Regions from separate parts of the Homo sapiens genome. Here region 1 is linked to region 2. Evidence: chromatin contacts called from ENCODE Hi-C or POLR2A ChIA-PET data. All regions are on one chromosome and are shown on one strand. Each heading gives the region's core, a stretch centred on a gene start or an enhancer-like site at or near the end of the contact. The rest is flanking DNA. Distances are from core to core; before and after follow the strand shown.

What was found. Hi-C counts contacts between places; a loop is a spot of excess contacts on that map. ChIA-PET counts read pairs that join two places held with the same protein, here RNA polymerase II (POLR2A). Pooled maps may share reads with other maps.
Region 1: a pooled map shows a loop between it and region 2 (9-fold over the local background). The contact joins the promoter of ZNF446 here to the promoter of ZNF628 in region 2. A Hi-C loop is called at or near these places in 3 of 50 pooled maps. POLR2A ChIA-PET finds 5 or more read pairs at or near these places in 2 of 52 experiments (RWPE1 and T-cell).

What each region holds. Positions count from the first base shown.
Region 1 is chr19:58,475,102-58,478,122 of GRCh38, reverse strand. It overlaps ZNF446 (zinc finger protein 446), which reads right to left and starts at 1,771. Exons shown (of 7, transcript NM_017908.4): 1 at 1,619-1,771; 2 at 563-944; 3 at 297-486; 4 at 1-36. The coding sequence starts at 904. It overlaps ZNF324 (zinc finger protein 324), which reads right to left. Exons shown (of 4, transcript NM_014347.3): 4 at 2,687-3,021. RefSeq lists enhancers at 1,513-1,712, 1,867-2,161, 1,983-2,232, 2,473-2,532, 2,593-2,682.
Region 2 is chr19:55,475,253-55,477,960 of GRCh38, reverse strand. It overlaps ZNF628 (zinc finger protein 628), which reads right to left and starts at 1,344. Exons shown (of 3, transcript NM_033113.3): 1 at 1,154-1,344. RefSeq lists silencers at 623-946, 1,079-1,278.

The DNA of each region.
Region 1 (3,021 bases), core at 522-3,021, 3.0 Mb before region 2:
CAGGGGACTGTGCTGCAAGTGGAGGGCTGGAGGGTGCTGAAAAGTGGGGCAGATGGAAGGGTGGTGTCAGGGGCTGCCCACATGAGCCATGGCAGATGAGGAGCTCCTCTGCTGTGTGACATGGCACGTAGCCAGCCCTTGGCTCCTGCCTCCCAGGTCCCCATCCCAGACAGGGACATCCACATTCACTTCAGGAGTCCCAGCCTTGACACACCTCTCCTGGGACTCCCACCCTAGCCAGGAATGTCCACACTTCCTCCAGGAGTCCCTCATCTCTGGTGGGACCCCAACCTCACCCACTTCCTGTCCATCGACATTGGGCTCCTCCTTCACACTGCAGCTGAGCTGGACAGACCCCTCTATTCTGGTGTCCTGGGGACCTTCCCCAGGGGACTCCACTGTCCCTGAGGGGTGGGGGCTCCCAAGTGGTTCCTCTGTCTTCTGGGCTGCAGGGAGCACCTCCTGCTTCAGGACATGGGCTGTGATCTGAGGAGAAGAGGTAGGTCACAATGGCTCTAGCCAGGGTCTATCCCTCCAAGAAGCTGATGCCAGCCACACTCACCCAGCCCAACAGTTGCCCAGGGTCATGCTGCAGTCCTTCGACTAGGGCAGCGGCCTCCTCAGGACTGCCTGGCCGCTGACCGCGCACCCAGGCCTGGATCTCGGGAGGCAGTGTGCCCAGGAACTGCTCCAGCACCAGCATCTCCAGCATCTGCTCCTTGGAGTGTGCCTCAGGCTGCAGCCACTGGCAACACAGCTCACGCAGCCGGGCCAGGGCTTCTCGGGGACCTGCCACCTCCTGGTAGCAGAACCCTCGGAAGCGGAGGCGGGCAGTCTCAGGCTCCTCAAGGGTGGTCTCTGGGTCCATGACGGGCAGGCATGGGGGACCCAGAGGGGATGGCATTCTTGCTCAAGGGGGTGGTCTTGGAATCGTCAAGATGGGCCTACAGAAAAGGAAGGGTCGGAATGTCAGCCAAGAGAATCTGGCCAGGGGAAGGCAGACACCAGGCTCAGCCCAGGGGGCTGAGACCAGGACCAAGTGTACTCTGAGGCCAGAAGAGATAAGGCCAAGAAAGCTTCATGGAAGGAGGAGGGTCACAGGACCCAAACAATGATGGCAAATGAGAGCAGGAGGAAGCCTCAGGGACAAATGCTTGGACGCAAGGTGTCCAGGGAGCTTCCTGGAAATTGCAAACAGTTGGGTCCAGCAGGGGACTGCTGGGAGATGACGCTAAAGAGGTGGAGAAAGACAGTCATCACAGAGTTCCAGCGCCAGGCTGAGGAGCCACAGTGTCTAGCCGAGGTGCGAGGAGAGTGGACCAGGGTGGGCGGGTAGAAGGTGGGGCCAGGCTGTAATGTACGGGGACGAGTCGCCCTCCACAATCTCGGGGAGGTTGACTGGGTGGGACCTCCTTTAGGAATGGCTCTGGGGAGGGGGCACGTGGACATCGTGCTCGCTGACCACAGCGAGCCGTGGGCGACTCACACTGCCGGGGCCCGTGCATGTGAAAACGAAAAGCAAAGGCCAAGAAAAACGGGGCCAAAGCTCCACGTTGCGCGGAGTCGAGGGATGGCCACAGCATCCCGGCCCTGAAGGTCTGCAGTGAAAGACGCCCACCTGGACGGGCCTGAGAGACCAGGCCTGACACCCGGCCTATCCGAGGGATGCTCGAACTTCGGGATCTGTCCCCAAAAGGGGAAGGCAAGAGGGAGGCGTTCCAAGAGGACTTGCCAGGCCCGGCCCCCCGGAACGGCGTTGAGGGTAGGAAAGGCCTGAGCGAAGGCTGAGGTGACGCGCGCGGCCTGTCGGGAAGTGGGCGGGCCCTCCAGGGCGCCGACAGCAGGAGCCGTTCAGGCCCCAGAGGGCGACCCCAAGCCCTCCCACGGGGTGGAAAGGCTGCGCCCACTCTGGCAGCCTGCGCTCACCTCAACCCGGAGCGGTTGCTTGGAGGCCGCTTCCCGGATGTGGCGCCGCACAACGCGGGGCGCCTCAGCCGGGTGTTGCCCCGGCGACGCCGCGCTGACCAATCTCTCGCCTGCACCGAAGGCACCGCCCATGCCCTTTGAACTACATTTCCCATGAGCATCAGCAAGACAGGCGCGACCGTGACCCGCTGACCCGCATTTGCAGCAGCCTCTGACGCCTGAGAGGCGCTCTGTTCCTCTAGGAGGTACGGCAGAGTCCCAGGGTTATATGGTCTCCCTCCGCTCTGAGAGCAGCTCTTCCCGGGTTATAAACTTGCGCGTCTGTACAGTGGGCCGGTTTCTATTGGCAGGTGAGGGGAGGGGGTTTTGCCCAATCAGAGGTGGCGCTTGCTTGGCCCCGCCGCCCCCACGCCATTCCCCGGGCCAGCCCCTAGATAACGCTAGGGCATATCCGCCCGCCTCCAGCTGTTCCCGTGGCAACGTTCAGGAGCGTTGCCTCGACTTCCGAAGAGGCTGGAAGTGGCGGCCCAGTGGTTTCCTAGGTCGAGTAGTTCGCTGGGACTCGCTTCCAAGTGGACCCGGGAGAGGCGGTGGTGTAGAAGACCACCCTGAGCCTGGGCTTTCTCCCGCCAGGAGGGTGCGAGGGCCATCTTTGACCTCTGTTAAGCGCCCTAAGGAGGTACCGACGGTTGTGACCGCAGTCTCTGACGTCTTCAGATGTCAGTCCTACAAAGTCGGGGGTGGAGGTTTCCCTCCAGGCTGATCGGACATGCTCAACCGTTTATTTACCTTTGAATTTGGGGAGCAGAACTAGCCAGGGTGACACTAGTTTCTCCCAATAAGCAGTGTTACAGTTTTCTAAATCTGTGGGGTCAGTTTTGCTTCCACACTTAAAAGTGGCCGAGCCATTACTTAGTCAGTCCTAAATTACACCGCCTGTTTTGGTTTCTTTGGATACCTGGGAATCCCTGCTGCCTGCTCTGGATGAAGAGCAGTGGTCTTGATCACCGATTGGAAGCACCGAGCATGTGCGTGGATGAGACTTGTCAACTCGGAGCTTTCCAACGGCCTCCTCAGGTTGTTTTTGGGGATGAG
Region 2 (2,708 bases), core at 95-2,594:
TTATTCTGCCTCCCCATGCTAGAATGTCAACGCCGGGAAAATAGGGGCTTCTGTCTGGTTCACTGTTGTATGCCATCCCAGTGCCTACAATAATGTCTGGCAGAGTGTGTGCGCAGTAAACAAATTTTAAATGAATGAAGGCTAGGCATCCCCGTCGGACAAGCTACAAGAACTTGTGTGTTTTTTTTGTTTTTTTTTGGAGACAGGGTCTCACTCTGTCACCGAGGCTGGAGTGCAGTGGCGCGATCTCGGCTCACTGCAACCTTCGCCTCCCGGCTTCAAGCGATTCTCCTGCCTCAGCCTCCCGAGTAGCTGGGATTACAGGTGCACGCCACCGCGCCCGGCTAATTTTTGTATTTTTAGTAGAGACGGGGTTTCACCATATTGCCTGGGCTGGTCTTGAACTCCTGGCCTCAAGTGATCCGCCCGCCTCGGCCTCCCAAAGTGCTGGGATTACAGGCGTGAGCCACCGCGCCTAGCCAAGAACTTCCTTTTTAAAAGATAAGTGTACCCTTTAATATGTAAGCAGGTTAGATCGCGCCACTGCACTCCAGCCTGGGCAACGGAGCAAGACTCCGTCTCCAGAAAAAAAAAAAAAAAAAAAAAACAAACCTACTGATGCTAAGAAGCTGCACGTGCCTTTGAGAAGCCCCAGCATCTCCTTAAAAGAGATATCCGTGCCCTGAAAGAGCGGGGTCCCATTTAACAAGAAGACATCCCCTTTAAAAGGCCGCGCCACACCCGTTCAGCAGGCTGGACCTCCCCTTTAAGGGGATGCTGCCACTGGAGCCCCATCTCCACTTTTGTTGAGCTAAACCAGGGATCGCTTTGAAGCAACCAGGACTCAGGAGTTTTTGCTTCAATGTCTGGGAAACGGTCACTGGCCTTTAATGAGATAACCGCCTTTTAGGGGAAAAACATTGTTTTAAGTCAGAAAGCTTCTGTAAAAATGCAAAGCCTGACCCGCCCTCTCAATGTGGCCCCTTGCCCTTTAAGAGGGCGGACCCGGCCTAGCTGGCAAATGTCGGAGGTGAAATAGTGACTCCCCTTTAAGGTACCCCTTCCGGTTTCACGCCCCCCCCCCCGCCCCACCCCCTGCAACTTCTCCGCCCTCCGGTCCCTCCCCCCACCCCCACCCCCTCCGGTCTCTCACCTGCGGCCCCAATCGGGGGAACGAGGGTGGCAGCCCCAGGACCTTCCCGCGGGGGTCGACGGGAAGGTGGGGCCCCGGCAGCGGCGGTGCAGCTGTGGGGACCGGGGAGGGGGGGCAGGGGCGCACTCCCTCCCAACGGCCCCCGGCGCGAGGCACCCAACCTTTATCGGCGGCCTCTCGCGCACACAAACCCCGACGTCGCCGTCGGTGCGTCACAACGCACGTACTCCGAGTTCCCGCCCCCGGACCCTCCCATTGGCTGTGCGAGGCCTCGTCGAGCTCGGGCGCAGGCGGTGCGCGGCATCCTGGGAGTTGTAGTTCTCCCAGTTGTGGTCGCGGACTCCAGTTGTCAGGTCTTGGGGGCCGAGGCCCCGGTGAGCCCAAGGCCAGGGACGGCCAGCTCGAGACGCGGGGTCGCAAGTTCCCCTTATTAATCCCGATTCCCTCTCATCTGCAAAAAAATCCTTCCATGCACCACGGTTGTACAAAAATCCCTCCCGTGAAGCGGGCCCCGCCCCCAGGGTGTAATCGCTCCAGCGGGAAAACGAGGCCTGGAGCGCTTCCAGTCCCTCGGTAGAGCCACGTGCTCAGGATTTTCGGGCGTGTGCTTCGTGCACGCTCATCCAGACGCTGCAGAAACCTGGTTCCTGCTGGGCAAAGGTCTGTTCTGGGAGGCTGGAATCCACAGACTCCTTGTGGGGCCTAGGGTTTTAGTGGGAGACCGAGCTGCTCCAAAGCCCCTCTCCACGCTCAACCCCCGCCCAACCCAGCGTTCCAGCCACACTGGCTTTTCTGAGGGTCATTAAACGCAGTTTCTCAACCAGAGCACTAGTGCCATTTGGGATGGATTCATTGCAGCGGGGACTGTCCTACACACTCTAGGGCCCCCACTCACTAGATGCAGGTAGCATCCCCAGCCCCGCTCCACACACCCCGTAGGAGAGCTCAGAATATCTCCAGATAGAGATTTTCGCGGTGGCTCACACCTGTAATCCCAGCACTTTGGGAGGCTGAGGCAGGCAGATCACTTGAGGTCAAGAGTTCAAGACCAGCCTGGCCAACATGGTGAAACCCCGTCTCTACTAAAAATACAAAAATTAGCCGGGCATGGTGGCAGGCACCTGTAACCCCAGCTACTCAGGAGGCTGAGGCAAGAGGATCGCTTGAGCCCAGGAGTCGGAGGTTGCAGTGAGCCAAGATCGTGCCACTGCACTCCAGCCAGGGTGACAGAGTGAGACTCTGTGTTAAAAAAAAAAAACAACAACAACAAAAAGAATATCTCCAGACATTGCCACATGTTCACTAGTTGAGAGCCACTGCTCAAAGGCAGTACCCTCAGCTTGAAGACCATTCTGCATGCTGTTTCTCAGGCCAGAAGGCCCTTCTACCCTTAACCCATCCCTGCCCAGCAAGATCCCACTGGAAAGCCTCCTGTGCTAGGTGGTGTCCCTCTTACATGCTCAGCGACATTTATCTATGTCCCATGACAGCGAGGACCTTTCGTGTCTTTGCTGCCCAGGTATTCCAAACAACCAGCATGGGCCCTGATGGAGAA